Linked DNA regions of Mus musculus: region 2 is linked to region 1. A link is a loop called in an ENCODE intact Hi-C map of the cell type or tissue named here. Cell type or tissue: gastrocnemius. All regions are shown on one strand. Each heading gives the region's core, and the rest is flanking DNA. Links, peaks and the distances in the headings are about the cores only.

The links. Peaks named below come from ENCODE experiments on the same cell type or tissue, not always from the same donor. Only the 100,000 strongest peaks of a DNase experiment are listed, where the experiment ranks them.
Region 2: a loop joins it to region 1, with 2.1 times the contacts of the local background. A loop is called at or near these places in 8 of 42 quality-filtered maps.

Annotation. Positions count from the first base shown.
Region 1 is chr11:30,218,092-30,226,428 of GRCm38, reverse strand. Sptbn1 (spectrin beta, non-erythrocytic 1) reads left to right here and starts at 6,657. Exons shown (of 35, transcript NM_175836.2): 1 at 6,657-6,850. The coding sequence starts at 6,703. Gm51887 (a long non-coding RNA gene) reads right to left here and starts at 4,812. Exons shown (of 3, transcript XR_003949652.1): 1 at 4,755-4,812. In gastrocnemius, for the core only: a CTCF peak has its summit at 3,617 (motif pointing right); no DNase peak of the experiment used is centred there.
Region 2 is chr11:30,146,951-30,155,287 of GRCm38, reverse strand. It overlaps Sptbn1 (spectrin beta, non-erythrocytic 1), which reads left to right. Exons shown (of 35, transcript NM_175836.2): 3 at 886-1,059; 4 at 3,641-3,732; 5 at 5,278-5,358; 6 at 5,673-5,788. Among named protein-coding and RNA genes, the nearest start is that of Sptbn1, 69 kb to the left of the region's middle. In gastrocnemius, for the core only: CTCF peaks have their summits at 4,752 and 7,204; DNase peaks (open chromatin) are centred at 908 and 1,099; H3K27ac peaks cover 1,595 bases.

The sequences.
Region 1 (8,337 bases), core at 100-8,099:
GCTCCGCTCAGCAGTAGGTTGTATGAGTGGCCCTTGAACAAAGTGAATACAGTTTAAACCTGAACATTTGGGCAGCCAATTGTACCTAGAACTTAAGTCATTTTGTAAAGGGGAAATAATCTTATTTACAATAAAGTATATATTTGTAATAAATATTATAGGCAAATCAAGTAAAATTAGTATTTCTTTAGTTCTACCTAAGAATAGCCCACCCTACTTTGAGCCGGGTGAAAATAAATTTCTCATAAAAATTCATTCTTTGCTAAATGAATCTGCATAAAGGACAGGCTGTCCCCTTACACAATAGCAGTTCATACTGGGGTCCAGGATTCATATGCCTTGGGCAGAAATAGTATTTTTGTGTTTTATACTTAGAAGCTGGGTGGCGACAGTCTTCCACCTGTCATTTCATCTGAGATTGTTTGTGAGCACTTGCTATGGTGGGGGTAGTGGTTCTATGACAATGTCTAGAACAGGTAGGATCCCGGACCTCTGTGTGTGTCAGGGACATTTGATACACGGTTGTTGTTTGTGGCAGTTTCGCATGCTTTCATTTGATATTTATTCCAGAAAATTGAGGTGTGCATTTTACTTGATGAATTTGCTCCAGAAGAACAAGCTCCCAAACAGAGTCCACGCTGTTGAATAGTGTTACTCTGCTGTTCAGGAAAGCACAGCTCTGGCTCACCAAGCTTCAGAACAAATAAAGCACTTAAATGCCTAACTTGCTGAAGTGCAGGGCTGGCATTTTGGCATTGGCACTATATTCTGATGTTATTTAAAACTGTTTGAAAGTATATGTAAGGCAGAAAATACTATAATGGTCAGAAACACTACATTGTCTGTGAACCATGATGCTAGGCCTGTTCTGAGTTAATGATTTCAGTTTTAATTACTCATTGTAAGTGGAGCAGAAACAAAGATAGCCTTTTAACTGTTGTGTATATTATCATAGCTATGCACTTTAAAAAAGTTAGTCTGGTTCGAATTCAGTGACTTTCAAGGCTGATGAATGACAGATCAGAGAAGCTAACTCTTCCTTGTCTTATTGTTTTCTTTTCTTTTTTCTTTTTTTGTTTTGTTTTGTTTTTAGTTTTTTGTTTTTTTCGAGACAGGGTTTCTCTGTGTAGCTCTGGCTGTCCTGGAACTCACTCTGTAGACCAGGCTGGCCTCGAACTCAGAAATCCACCTGCATCTGCCTCCCAAGTGCTGGGATTAAAGGCGTGTGCCACCATGCCCAGCTTGTTTACTTTCAAAACAGCTGATTTAAAAAAAAAAAAAGATTAGGACTTAGCAAGATTATATTTAAAATGTATATACTTATCACATATATAGGCAGAGAAAATGAATAACAGAAATAGCAAATGAACTTAACTCATACTTAATATCAAGATTTTTATTGAAGAAACTCAAATACTAAATGTGCGTATCATTTCATTGTTCCTTCTTTTGTTCTCTGTGACATAGAGGAAGGACAGAGGGGAGGGATCCCATTCTCTCCTCCTGTATTTTTATAGAGCTTTGCTTGTGGCTATGCTTGTGGTTTTTAAGTGCTTTTAAATTTTTAATTTTAGTTCTGTGGGTGTGCCTATGTGTGTAGTGTTTGTGGAAATCAGAAGAGGAAGTTGAATTCCCTAGAACTGTGTTTCAGACAGTTGTGGACTGCTGATGTTAGTGCTAGGAACTGAACCTAAGGTTCAGGACCAGAAACTTCCTGTAATTGCTGGACCATTTTCCCAACCTCAATAAGTCCTTAAGCTATGATGACAAGACTGGCTGAATGTTTTAATATAGAAGTGACTAAGCCACTGGGTTTCTTGCTGGCATCTTTTTAAGGGTAATTTCACTCCTTATAGAACCTGGCTGAATTTGCTTACCTTAAAAAAAAAAAAAAAAACAAGATTTGTTTCAAGTAATATGCATATGCCAATTCCCAGTGGCCCTTTGTATCTGGTAGGAAAGTGATCTCTGAACATTGGGAATGAAGGTTTTTGCAGTTGCTTTCATTAGGATATTGTAGGCAGAGGATGGTCAACCCTTCAGTTGTCCTCCGTAGCAGACAGTGTAGGGAGGAGCAGCCCTCTGTTGGTTTCTACATCACAGACTGTTGTATGAAATTCTAATTTTTTGACAGGAAGCAGTATGTTCCTCACCTTCCTGTCTTCTCAGGCTTTCTTTCAAGAGCACATGGAAGTTTTCTCCTTAGCTATTTGTCATTCCTATCCCCCATTCTGTAGTCTTATAGACATGGCTTCCATTATTGCATTACCTGCCATATTTCAATATCATACATGTACTGTCTGTGTTTTTGTGCTTACACTAGATGCTTACATAGATTACATTAGCATACATCCACGATGAATGTTCAGTCCTTCAGGACAGATAAGACCTCCCATTTCAAATATATGTGCTGGGAGAAATGGCCAGACAAGATGCTGAGCTAGGCTGTAATTATACCTTAATAAGGGCCAGTCCACATCCTCATTTATTTAAGATCCTCGAGTTTTAGGTATACCTCTGATGTGGATAGCTAATGAGGGTTGTACCTCAGAAGAAAAGTGAAGGTCATTTATTAAAATTTGTGGTTTTGCATTGAACTGATCACGGGATCACCAATGGAGGAGTTAGAGAAAGGACTGAAGGAGCTGAAGGGGTTTGCAACTCCAAAGGAAGAACAACAATATCAACCAACCAGAGCTCCTAGGGTGTAAACCATCAACCAAGGAGTACACTTGGAGGGACCCATGGCTCCAGCCATATATGTAGCAGAGAATGGCCCTGTTGGGCATCAATGGGAGAAGAGGCCCTTGGTTCCCTGAAGGCTCCTTGCCCCAGAGTAGGGGAATGCTAGGGTGGAGAGGTGGGAGTGGGTAGGTGGGTAGGGGTACACCTTCATAGATGCAGGAGGAGGGGGGATGAGATAACATGTTTCTGGGGGAGGGAAATCTGGAAAGGGGATAACACTTGAAATGTAAATAAATAAAATATTCAATTTTTTAAAATTGGGAATTTGAATTCACCGACTGACATCTGATTCTCATCTCCATGGCGTCCTATTGTCTCTTCAGTGTAATCAATAGCAAAGTCCTATTCAGTAATTTCTCCTTTATTTTTTGTCTTGCTTTGTTTTCTGAGACAGGATTTCTCTATGTAGCCCTGGCTATCCCGAAGTTCACTTTGTAGACTAGGCTGGCCTCGAACTCAGAAATGGTTTTTTGAGACAGGGTTTCTCTGTGTAGCCCTGGCTGTCCTGGAACTCACTTTGTAGACCAGGCTGGCCTTGGACTCAGAAATCCGCCTGCCTCTGCCTCCCGAGTTGCTGGGATTAAAGGTGTGCGCCACCATGCCCGGCCTGAAATTCACTTCTTTCTTAATGGTTATGACATGTAGCAGCCCATGCTGAAACTCTAGAGCTTATTTGATTCATGGATCTAGGAATAACTCATTGGGAAACTGGAGGGCAGCTGGTACCTGGTGATGGGTCAGGTTTGTGAAGAGGTTCAGTCACTTGTGAGAGCAGGGAAGGGGTTCAGTAGGAGACTCCGGAGCCAGAACAAAGGAGTAGGCACCTAGGCAGGTGCTACGGGCTCTGGGGCCACAGTGTAGCTTATCCAGCTTGGTCAGTAGATGGCACCAAATAGCTAGAACTTCCTTGGTGAAGGGTTTGCCCTGTTTGGGTTTCTCCTTGAGTTGGATTAAATCAACTTTTCTATACTTTGAATGATTATACTCCAAGGAGTTAATAGTATTGTAAAGGTTTTCTTTACTAGAGATAAAATATTCCAAGACAGATTTTATAAAAGGCTGCGATGTTGCAGTAGTCGTGAAAATTGACCATCTCCAAGGTTACTAGTGTGACTATATGGCTGGTCCTTCCCACGTCTTGCGCCCATCCCTGTGTTAGAGTTGCTTAACTATAAGGTCATTCAGTCAATAGGTTTTAGCTGTTCATTTGTGGTTTTGTAAAAACCTGTAAATATGTTGTTAGCATAACTGTTAAATGAGTATACCAACACACTTGTATTGTTAGGCTTGATTGCATCTGTCTGGGGGGAATTTCACTTCCAGGAAGGAATGTGATGTTTATGCTGTAGTGAATGAATGCAAGAGCAGATGCTGTGGATCATTTGTCAGTGGATGTGGTGCTATTTCCTCAAGAGCACATAGGATATGTTGATGGCTTGTGAGAGAACTATAATGGTAAAAGAGGAGGCAGGGGACGTTTTGGGCCACTGATGGTGCCAGTCAAGACACAGGTGGTTCATTTCAGCATGGAGACCCTATTGTAGTCCTGTATTGCTGGGTGGTGATCTTATTCTATTAGCATACAGATGCTAGTAATGAGCTATGCAGACTGACCCCTGTGCACATTCTTGGTGCACATTGAGTGACAGTTGGGCCAAGTGAGCATCCATGTACAAAGCTCTTACTATTAGTTTTTTAATCTTAATGTGAGAAGAGAGAAGGAGAGGAAATAACCAGCACCATTTGCCTTGTGATCTTTCTACCAATGAGACAGAAGCTATCTCCATCATATTCCCTTCTTAGATTTGCAGTTAACTTACTTGGATAGCTTTGTGTAACTGATTGAGCCTGAGTCCCTGTAGTGAAATTGAACACATACAGGAACTTAACCATAGCAATAGAATTAACCACAGAACCTTAGAAATGCCATAGGACTAGCCATATTGTACCAAGATGCATTCAAGAGCCCAAAAAGACCAACCAGGAGCAGACTGCCTGGGCTTACTCACCACTGACCCACAGGACGGTTTGCTGAAGCTGCCCTGAACTTTCATCTGGGCAAGGTTTTATAGGAAATGGCTAGCAAGGGGTGGAGGTTTCTATTCTGGCAAGCATCTGATTGGGGGGCTGTTGCTGTCCGTTAACATAATTGGCTAGTGCTAGGTGTCAAACCATAAACAACATTCTTTTCTCCTGATTTATGGTTGTTAGAAGTGACGTATCAAGGGCAGGCTTGTAACCTGGAGTGCGGATTTGTTGGAGAATAACCAACTGGTGCTACACATAAGTTTTGTTGGGGAGTAACTTGGAAACTGGTGCTAGACACCAGCCTGTTAGTTAACCAGAGTTCAGCCTTAGGTCTGGTTCTCCAAGATTGAGTCTGAATCCAAGCCTTTCATCCAGGCCTTTCTCCAAGTCCTGTCAGCATGCCTGACACATACCCACGCACACTACTACCACATTCACGTCTACTACTGCCAGTGCCAAACCACTTCCATCGTTGGAGTAGCCTCCTAGAATCTGTTTCCACATGGCACCAAGAACTATCCTTTAGAATCACATCCACCAGTGGCCGATGCTGACTCAAAGGTCATCATCAGCCAAGTCTGATGAGCTATGCAGGGGAGCCCTGTCTAGCTCCCCTAGCCTTGTCTCTCCTTACCTTTCCCTCTGCACACCTGACTCCAACTATACTGAGCATACCTTGGTGTACCTTTGTCTGGTGTGCCATTCTTCTTGATCTGGCCATGATCTGTACCTTTTAGACACCGAGACCTACACTAAGCAGAGTATTTATTTCTGACCAGTCTAAAATAGCCAGTTTCAAATTCATCTGTTTGTATTTTATTTTCCTTAAACTCTCTGGCTTTTGTGTGTGTGTGTTTTTGGTCTCCCTTCTATGAGGATGTAACACTTGTGTCATTTATTGTTCTCCCCAGGAATCTAGAGCACTGCTGATCATGTAGTAATTCCTCAATATGGTTGGGTTCTGCATGTGAGTAATAGCTGTATTGAATGGAGAAACTGTATTTAAAACTAAACATATTTCTCTTGATCCTCCAAGAATACATTGATAAAGTGAAGACTTTAGTGAGCCAGAGCTTATTTCATAGTTATTCCTTAAAAAAAAAAAAACCCACCATTATCCTCAAGGGCTTTAAAGGAGTGGGCATTACTATTGGTATTGGTCCTAGAATTTATAGTAACAATGGTATAAATAATTATAATACCTATTGAGTATTTACTATGCATGGATACTATCTTTGTTGCCATATGCTTCCATCTTAACCTTAGGCATCAATTCTAATATGTAAATGAGACATAGAGACAGAATGATTTGTTAGTTTTTCTTATATAGTAGCTTATGAAGGAAAAACTAAACGGTAATAGACAATAAAACTAAGGGAATTCACTTAAAAAGATCCATGTAGATGCTGATACAGCCCTGATAAAACATTAAACCTTCACCTTAAACTTTTTTGGTTCATTTTGCTCTGTTTTGGTTTTTTTCAAGACATGGTTTCTCTGTGTAGCCATAGCTGTCTTGTACTCCAGGCTGGCCTCAGACACATAGAGATCAGCCTGCCTCTGCCTCCTGAGTACTGGGATTAAAGGTGTGCACCATCACTGCCCAGACACTTTAAACTCCTTTAGGAAAGAACATTAATTTGGCACCCAGTGTTTCCTTCAGTCTTCTCCCTCCTCCGGGTTTGGGGAAAGCATTAAAGTAGCATGACCGAGGTCACACATGTGCTATGAAGCAGAGCCAAAGTTCAGAACTGGCCTTGGCTCTAGAAGGCACATCTGGACAAGCAGTGACTGTCCTAGTTTTTCCTTATTATCACCCCAGCAGGTGTATAGAGGATGTACACTTTGTATACACACCTGTGCTTTTCCTTTTTTACTCACAGAACTCTGAAAAGTAACTGATGTGGACAAGCAGCTGAGACAGTCAAGATGACGACCACGGTAGCCACAGACTATGACAACATTGAGATCCAGCAGCAGTACAGTGATGTGAACAACCGCTGGGATGTGGATGACTGGGACAATGAGAACAGCTCTGCAAGGCTCTTTGAGCGCTCCCGCATCAAGGCCCTGGCAGGTAAGTGTCCTGATGTTGTATGTCCCACCTGTCACCAGATGTTCTGTAGTCCCTTGAACATCAACCATTTCTCTTTTAAGCTGTCTTGCTTGAAGTTGACCTCTCCCTGCTTTAACATATCCTATGAGAGCTTGCTTACCCTTTTATAAGACATTTACTTTTGGAGAGCTGCCGAACTTAATGACCAACATAGTTTAGAACACAGTAAATAATGTTTACAGCAATTTAGAAAGAGCTGCTAAGAGTTTGTAAGGATTTTTTAATTCTAACACATCTTTAATTTCAAGTGTTTTAACATACTATATTTATATAAAATATCCAACTTGGCTGTATACGTAATGCCAGTGGCAGATTAGCTGATCTTTTCGGTGAGAGGTTGGTAAGTACCTTGTTACAAGGGCTTTAGATCTGAAAAGTAGCAGTGTCCTGTGGGAAGGCCATATTTAATGCTGTTAATGAGTAGGTTTGCCACTGATCATTCCCATTCAGTTTCATTTTCTAGAGAAAAACCATGCCAGGTAGATGTTAAGTAGTTATTCCAATTATATTCTAGTTTACGATACAAAGTCTATTATAATAGGTGCCTTGATTATTAAATTGTAAGTTTGTCAGTACTTTTGACATGATTCACATGAACTAGAAACCCACAAGAAAGTATTCAGGAAACAAGGGAGCTAAACATTTATTCTGTGTCTGCTGATTGGATTCTTTGAAAAGAATCCTGAATTCATGATTATTTTTAGTCAAGTCATTTCTGTTTGCCAAGAATAGAGATGCATGTACTCTGAATTAAAGAGATGTGTTTGCTAGTAGAAAACACAGTTGTTCAACATGGACAGAGCCCTCATTTCATCCTTGCCATACAAAAACAAGTAACAGCAGCAGCATGTGATAGAATTAAAGGAGAATAAAGGGATTATCGTAAAATATCAGACAGGGGCCAGGTGTGGTGGCCATGCTTTTAATCCTAGCACTCAGGAAACAGAGGCAGGCAGATGTTTGTGAGTTTGAGGCCAGCCTGGTTTACCTAGCAAGTTTTAGGCCAGCTAAGATTGATGTGGTAAGACACTGTCTCAAATAAGAGAAAGAGAGATGGATGGAGGGAGACAGGGAAAGTGGAGGTTGGTCTCATGCAAAGCAGGCTCAACAAAGCCATGTGCTAACTGCTATAGGACAGTATCTCAGTTATTCTTCATTTGTTGGAGCCCTCCACTTAGTAACTGCGCCTTCATAATTTGTCTTACACCAGACTTGGGTGCAATGTAGATTCAATGAAACCTCAGTGCAAAATTATATTTATAATTTAATTGACTTAATAACCCAGTTTCCTTTTAGTACAAATTTCTGTAAGATTGGGTGTGGTATTGAAATTCTGTTTGGCCCAGATATTTATATAGCAGGCCATGGCTAGCTGGAGACTTACAAATGATTGCCTTTAAAAGAGGCAGCTTAAGACTGGTGCAATATTGCCCACCAGCCCTCCCAAC
Region 2 (8,337 bases), core at 89-8,088, 71 kb after region 1:
GCTCTTTAGATGAGGGCTCAAGAAACCTTAGGTAGTTGAGGCTCAGTGAGACCCGGGAGGAGCAGTGGCTCAGATAAGTAGCCAGAAGATAGGAAGTCAGGTTTATCTAGGAAGAAAGCATTCTCTGAAGCTCAAGCTGTGATAGACACATCAGTATCACGTGATGAAGGTTTTTACTATAAAAAGGGGTTTTATTAGAGGACTGACTGTACAGCTCAAGTGTCCTGTTTAGTTGGAGTTTCTTTAAAAAAAAGTTGTGTATGTGTTGGTGTGTGGCAGTGGTGGTGGGGGGTATGGGTGTTTTTGCCTGAATATATGTGAACCATGTCTGTGTTACCTATGGAGGCTAGAAGAGGACATCATAACTGAAGATAAAGATGGTTGTGAGCTGGCATGTCGGTGTTGGGACTCTGACAGGCAGTGCTCATAACCTCTAAACTATCCTTCTAGCCCTGGAGAGTGTATAGCTTTGAGGTTGACAAACTGTTGGTATGGGTATGAGACCTTGTGTGTTAATCAAGTGCTGCACTGCTCAGCAGTGTACTGAGCCTGCTTTATTATGGTTACTTTGAAACAGAGTCTCAATTAGTTGTTTATTCTAGCCTCGAACTTAGGATCCTTTTGCCTCAATTTTTAAGTAGCTGGGATTTCAGTCTTGTGCCACCAGGCCTTATAAACTTTAGTACTGACTCTCAATCTTAGGTCGTGCGAACAGTGTTATTTACCTTTGCAGTGGCAGCAGTAGCACTGAGATTCATTTGGTCAAATGAATGCACACAAATTTTAGTTTGGGTTTGGGCACAAACCATGACAGGCGTGTATGATTCAGGATAGTTCCTCTGCCCTTCTGAGTAAAGTGTCTCCACTCTGTTCTCTGGCTTTCAGCCTAAACCCACTAAGGGACGGATGCGGATCCACTGTCTGGAGAATGTCGACAAGGCTCTTCAATTCCTGAAAGAGCAGAGAGTCCATCTTGAGAACATGGGCTCCCATGACATTGTGGATGGAAACCACCGGCTGACCCTCGGCCTCATCTGGACAATTATTCTGCGCTTCCAGGTAAGGAGCTTGGCCTAAAGAATATAGACCAGCTTTCCACATACGAGCTTTCTGTTCCACAGGAACCAGGCTGATGCCACCCTGGAGGAATGCCAGAGCTACCATGTTCTTGTACATTTCACTGCCCCTGGCATACGTGCCTTTCCTGTCTTAATGGGACTTGGTAATATGGGTTCCTAAGGTGTACCTCTGAACATCTGATCTCTGCTGTTTGGCTTTCAGTAGCCAAGGTCAAGCAGTATGGCTAGTGCTGGGTACTTCTAGGCTGGCTAGACTTTGCTAAATTGTGGCCCGTATAGAATAGGGGCTCCGTTCTCACCTTCTCATCCCCCTTGGGGTGGAAAGGAGCAGTTTTCAGGAGGAAAGGGCCAAAAGGCCTTTGATGAATTTGAATTGGTGACTATGTGATGGAGTTATCTCTGTATAGAAGCGAGTATGAGATGGCTCCTTAATCCGTGCAACTCCCTCAAGTCTTGGGTACAGTTTAGGCTGCCTCGGGGCCAGGGGGCCCAGGAAAAGCACTTCTGTTTAGTCCTGGCTCACGATCCAGGCGTATGCTTTGTGCTCTTGTTCTTCAGTTACAGTTTGAAGTGCTGGACGCTTGCTGCCCTGGTGTCAAATTACTCTCCACACATCTCCCAGAAGTCCTGTCTTTTGCACAAGTCCTTGTGTCCAAAATAATCTCACACAAGGGGGGGATAAATAAAAATCAAAAACTAAATTTTAACTGTGTTAGTTTTCCTGTTCAGACTCTGAAACCAGCCTGTAAATAATGCTTTTCCATCCCTGCTGCCTTCCTAAGATTGATAGCTTCCAATGAACAGTGTTCTAGACGTCTCTGTGTAAAGAGGGAGAGTTACAAAGGGAGACAACACAGACTTGTCATCTGTCTTCACTGCTGCGGTTGAGAAAGCATCTTAATAATTCAGATTCCAAGGCCCAGTTCCAAAGAGTATCAGTAGGCTAAGTGGGGAATTACTGTTGAAGATGACATCCATTGCCTTGGCCTACATTAACGGGAACATGGATGGCCATTCTGATCGTGGCCCCTTGACAGAGGATGAATGCCCGTGTCAGGGAGCTGGAGTACACGGTCTTTTTCAGACTTCTTACAGTGAACTAAGTTGAAAAAACATGACTGTCCATTTGCCTTTTCTTCATTCACCTCAACCTGCTAATACATACTTTCTCCTCTTAAATCAAGAAGCAAAGGCTGCTGGTATTATAGCTGGCGTTGTGCAGTTTCTTTTACTACATTTATTTTACTGAGTCATTGGTTGTATTCTCACCTCTTGTCCCAAATTTAGTTAAAAGGGGCAAGAACACAGACTACAGTTAGGAACATTTATCTAAAATCATATAACTGATGGTGTCTCCTAACCCCAAGAACTAACATTTTTAGTGGGCATGGTAGAACATTCCTGTAATCCTGGCATTTGGGCGATAGAGGCAGGAGGATTGGAGTTACTCATTCAAGGTAGTTTTCCAGTGCATAATTTGAAGCCAGCTTGAGATCCCATCTAAAAACAGCAGCAGCAAGGAAAGAACAGTCAACCAACTAACCACAGTAGTGCTGTGAGGTAGCCACTGTTGCCTTCCCTGAGATGGAAAAGCTGAGGTGCTCAGGTAGGAAAGAGGACCCCTTCAGGGCCCAGTGGTCCTTCCCATGTGGTGAAAGGAAGAAACTAACTTCCACATGTTGTCCTTTGACTTCTTTCATATGTGTTCTGTGATATGCACATGCTGTTATGCACAGATACACAATGGGGGGGGGGGGGGGAAGCAGAGAGAACACATTTAGTCTGACCAAAAGAAGGGAGGGAGAAAAAAAAGAAGTCATTTAGCTTAACTCTGGTACCATTAGATCAGACTTTTTGTTTAGGATTTTACTGCTATGAACAGACACCATGACCGGGGCTGCTCTTATATAAGGCCAACATTTAATTGGGGCTTGCTTACAGGTTCAAAGGTTCAGTCTGTTATCATCAAGGCAGGAACATGGCAGCATCTAAGCAGGCATGGTGCAGGAGGAGCTAAGAGTTCTACACCTTCATCTGAAGGCTGCTAGCAGAAGACTGGCTTCCAGGCAGCTAGGATGAGGGTCTTAGAGCCCACACCCACAGTGACACACCAAGCATATACAACCATCACAATGTCTAATGTTGAACTTGTGAACTTACAAAATAGAGAGCGTGGAAGCATAGCATTTAACAGGTTCTGTCTATCTTATAGGAAATGATACATACCGTGCCTTCAGCAAAATACTTTTCTGGTTTCTATGAGAAACCACCCACTAGCTTGTAGTTTCAAAGATATGGGCCCCAGGGGCCATACATGGCCTCTTCATAGGTGCTACGGAGGCACTCGTGGAACAGGTCATCCCCCTGGCTTTGTGTGTAGAATAAGAAACCTAGTTCTGGAAGGTCCGAGGTGAGCCTGACAGTTCTTACTGACATGGAGAGCAGATAACGTGCAGGGCAAGACTTCGATCTATTTCATATAAATGCAGACCTGTTTTGCAGTGGCTCTCAGGCTTATACAGCAGTTGGGTGATTGCCTAATATTTCTTCTTAAACTTTAGATCCAGGATATTAGTGTGGAGACTGAAGATAACAAAGAGAAAAAGTCTGCTAAGGATGCATTGCTGCTGTGGTGCCAGATGAAGACAGCTGGGTGAGTGTGCACTGGAAGGACACAAGGCATCTCCAGGATTAAACACAGGATTCCAGCACTAGGAATCCTCCAGGATTAAGTTCCCTGTCGCATCACTGCGAAGGTGCTGACAAGTGTCTTTTCATAGCTTCCACTGAGATGTCTTGTTACCACATAAACAGTTGGTATGTGACATTTCAGAACTGGCTGTCAGAGTGGAAAGAGGTGTGATTTATACTTGGAACAGATCTTATTTCCTTAACGGCTGCATTCTCTTTATCGGAAAGCTCCACGGACAATTAGATCTTAAATTATAAAATTCTTGAAGCATTTCTTTTTTTTTAATTTTTTAATTTTATTATTAATACCTTATAAGCCTTTTTGTTTTCTTTTTTTAAAGATTTATTTATTTATTTTATGTATGTGCATACACTGTAGCTGTACAGATGGTTGTGAGCCTTCATGTGGTATTGAATTTTTAGGACCTCTGCTCCCTCTGGTCAACCCCACTTGCTCGGTCGGCCCTGTTCACTCAGTTCCTGCTAGCTCCGGCCCAATTTATTATTATATATAAATACACTGTCGCTAACTTCAAACGCACCAGAAGAGGACATCGGATCTCATTACGGGTGGTTGTGAGCCACCATGTGGTTGCTGGGATTTGAACACAGGACCTTGGGAAGAGCAGTCAGTCCTCTTACCTGCTGAGCCATCTCGCCAGCCCTTTTAGAGCATTTCTAAGAAGCAAACCCACATATTTTTTAAATGCATTTGGGAGTTTTCTCCTTTTAATTTCTGCCATTTGGTAAACTTTACACAGCAAACTTAGAAGCAGTTATTACGTAAGCCTGTCCTGGTTTTCCTTGTATGCTTTCACTAAAACCCAATTTGGAGATACTTTTACACAACTGCAACTTATTGCTGCTTACTGACATTGTGTGAATTCAGCTATACTAAACGTGTAACATGGCTCAGTTTTCAGCTCTCACTGCTTTCCTGGAGAACCCAGGTTCTGTTGTCCAACACCCACCCCGGTGGCTCACAACTGCTGGAACTCCTGTTCCCTCAGGAGTCTGTGGGCCCCTTCATGCACATGGTGCTCATAAACTTACACAAAACACACACATACATAAATAAAATTGAATAAAATACATATTTTTAAATCCTGTAAAGTGCTGATGAAATTATTTCAGAGTCCTTGGCTCTTAATGAGAATCAGTTCCTTGTCAGGTTAATTAGTGTGTTACTCTTAAAACTACCTTACCTTGGGGCTGGTGAGATGTCACAGCAGGTTAAGGGGATTCAGTTCACATCTCATGGAATTGAATTACCAAGCACTTGTGAAGAAATACAGCTATCTATTTTATTTTTATTTCAAGCAACCTGATCTTAACGGGACACATGCTCAGACAAAATTGTCATTATTGAGACATGACCTTGAGTTTACAGTGAACATGAACACAGGCTTTTTTTCTTTTTTTTTTTTTTTTTTTTTTTTAGCATTTACCAAGGCATAAACCTTTATTTGGTAATTGTTGTTTTGCTTTTGTGGTCTGTCTTTGACAGGTACCCCAATGTCAACATTCACAATTTCACCACTAGCTGGAGGGATGGCATGGCCTTCAATGCACTGATACATAAACATCGGTAAGTCTGAAGAAATCATGGTAAAGGTAGAAAGATACAGTACCATTTTCTGTGGCAGATCTGGATTAGTTGTGGTATCTCCTGTCTGTGGGTTGGATATTGTACCATAGTGGAAATTCCTGCATTCATATTAGGGAGAATGTGTGAGTTCATTATTCAAAAACCATGTATCATTGTTTGATGATTATATAATACTGTAATTTTACTCCACTATGCTATTATTTTAACATTCTCTGGAGCAGTTATCATGCCTCATTAGACACTTGATTTGTTTCCAAGGCATAATGTTTATGTTCCACTGTCATTCTGTATAGGCCTGACCTGATAGATTTTGATAAACTGAAGAAATCTAATGCACACTACAATCTGCAGAATGCATTTAACCTGGCAGAGCAGCACCTTGGCCTCACTAAACTGTTAGACCCTGAAGGTAAGGATCCGAGATATGAAAGGTGGGACTTGGAACATCTCTAGCATGTAAAGTCTTCTTTGTGTTGTACAAAGGTGCTCTGTGTGTACAGCATGCCTTGAGAATTATCAAAAGAAAGGGTAGAAGGATCATTTAAAATTCCAGTTATGGCAACAGTTGAGGATTTATAGAATGAGTTACGTTTGGCCAGACTTTGAGGATGGGTGTGTGAGAGAGGACGCAAAGGTAAAAAGCCAGAAAAGCATTGAGGGACTCTGTGGGAGTGGTGTAAAGAATAACCCTAGGGGGAGGGTGGCCGTCCCTCTGCAGGCTGGAAGCGAACGCTTTGAGGCTGTTTAGCAGGCAGTGGGTGTCACTGAGGTTCTCAGCACCTGTGCTTACTGGGAAGCCTAGCCTAGCACCCAGTGAACGCCTGTGACTGATGTTCATGAGGGTGGGTCTGCTGAGGGTGAGTTGAGGTCAAGGGCATTCTTAGGATGCTGGAGCTTAAAGAAGAGAATGTGAATGGATGAAACAGAGGCACAGTTTTCTTATGATAGACTGTATCTCATCTATGTGGAGCTGATTGCTAGGATCTCTGGGTCTCTGCAGAAGCCAAAGCTTGTCTGCAGATGACTAAGCTGTCCTCTCTGGAACAGCCTATATATATATATATATCCTCATCTAGGTCCCGTTACAATGTGGGATTTCAGAAGAACTTTTTCTAATTTTGAGAAATATTTAAATCATAAAGGGATTATTTAGTTTATAATGCTAGAGGCTTAGAGATCCTCCCAGCTGTAAGCAAATATTAGAGATAGAAATGTATGTGTGTGAAAGTTTAAAGTTCTTATAAATCTAGAAGAGGAAGTTGATCTCCCCAAGGGCATCTTGAGGTCATGTGACTGCCAAGCTAGTTTTTGCTGTTCTCCAGTGCATATGATTACAGGAAGCCAAGATACAATTATCTTAGGCTAACCCATTAAGTGGTTTTTTGATATAAAAAAAAAGCTAAAATTCCTTGAGCTGTGATCAGTCTTCATGTTTAATTAACTCCTTCCTCACCATCAGTGGTGTTCCTTAGGTCTAGCCCTTTGCTAGACAAAAATTCTTTCTCCTTTTCCTAATACACAGACTTTTTATTAATACCATTCATTAATTTTTCTGATCTTTAGTGAGCATAAAAGGGAGACTGATATTTCTCAGATCACAAGACTGGAGCTAAAAATAGCATTTAATGTCTTGTTTCCTATGGTTTTAACCTTAATCACTAGTTGTCCAGTATTCCAAAGGATACCAGTTGAAATGTATTCATTGATTAACTTGGAAATTTTTGCCTTCTATTACTCCAGAAATATCAATATTTTGTGCTTGCTAAATTAGATGCAGCACTCTCTGTCTGTCTGTCTGTCTCTCTCTCTTCAAACCCCCTCTTGTGGACATTGATGAGGATGAGGACGGAGGACTGTGCACTAGCAAAAGCAACTGCAGTTGGACTCTTGGTCCCATTGCTACCTTGACAACAAGTGGGGCTGGGAGTATTCTATCCTGTGCCCTAGAGTTTTCATGTTTAAAATTAAAGAAACTGTTTTCCTCCACACTGTACTATTTACAGAATAGAAATAAGGTTGTGTATGAAATGTATTGAAAAACGAACCTGACAGATAGGAAACTTGTGTGTGTGTTAATTTTAATCTGTTCCTGGCTGAGTGTTTCTCTGAACATTTCCACTCCCAAGACGTGTCATTTTCATTTACTTGATTCACTGAATACACACTGTCCCTCTACCTTCAGGAATTTGGAAGGTGGAGTGGTATAGGAATCCTACAATAGAGTCTTGACCCTTTAGGATTAAGGCTTAAAAGCAAAAACATATGAGTAAATTATATCTTGCAGAAAGTAGACTATGTATCCATTTATACAGAGTCCCAAGGCAGGAAGAAGAAAGTAATTTAACTACAGGAATAAGAAGTGCATGTATTGGGGTTGTAGCTCTTGAGCTGCTCCTTTTGAGCCAGTAGTAAATGTGAGTGGGAGAAGGCCCTTTCAGGCAAAGGCTGGTTGTAAGGAATATGGAAGTATTGGACATACAGGGCATATATGAGTGAAGAAGCATATCCTCCTATGGAATTAGAAACATCTGGAATAACGCATGGCACTTAGAAAAAGCCTGATAAAAGAACTGAAGGAACTGTGCTCACGCTAAAGGGCATTTTGTGTTCATGCTTCTGAGGGCCAGCCTGGGTTGAGTGGGGCAACAGAGAATCCCATTGAGGAAGCCATTGTTTTAAGTTTGTTTATGTGAACAGGAGAGTGTGACATTAAAATCTGTCACTACCTGGATTCAGGTAAAAGGAGACAAAAGTTGTCCCAAGATGTGTGTGCCATGGGCTGAGCTGTGGTGTCTGACCACAGCCCAGTTTGGTTTTAGGGGTTGAGAATAAGGTGAGGAAACAAGCTGGCCTTCTGCAGAGGCATTTGTGGATATCCATGTGCTAAATGAATCTGGTGTGCTGTCTTCCCTGTTGGGGAATTAACTGTGTGATGGCAGAATTTTCAAACACTAAGGA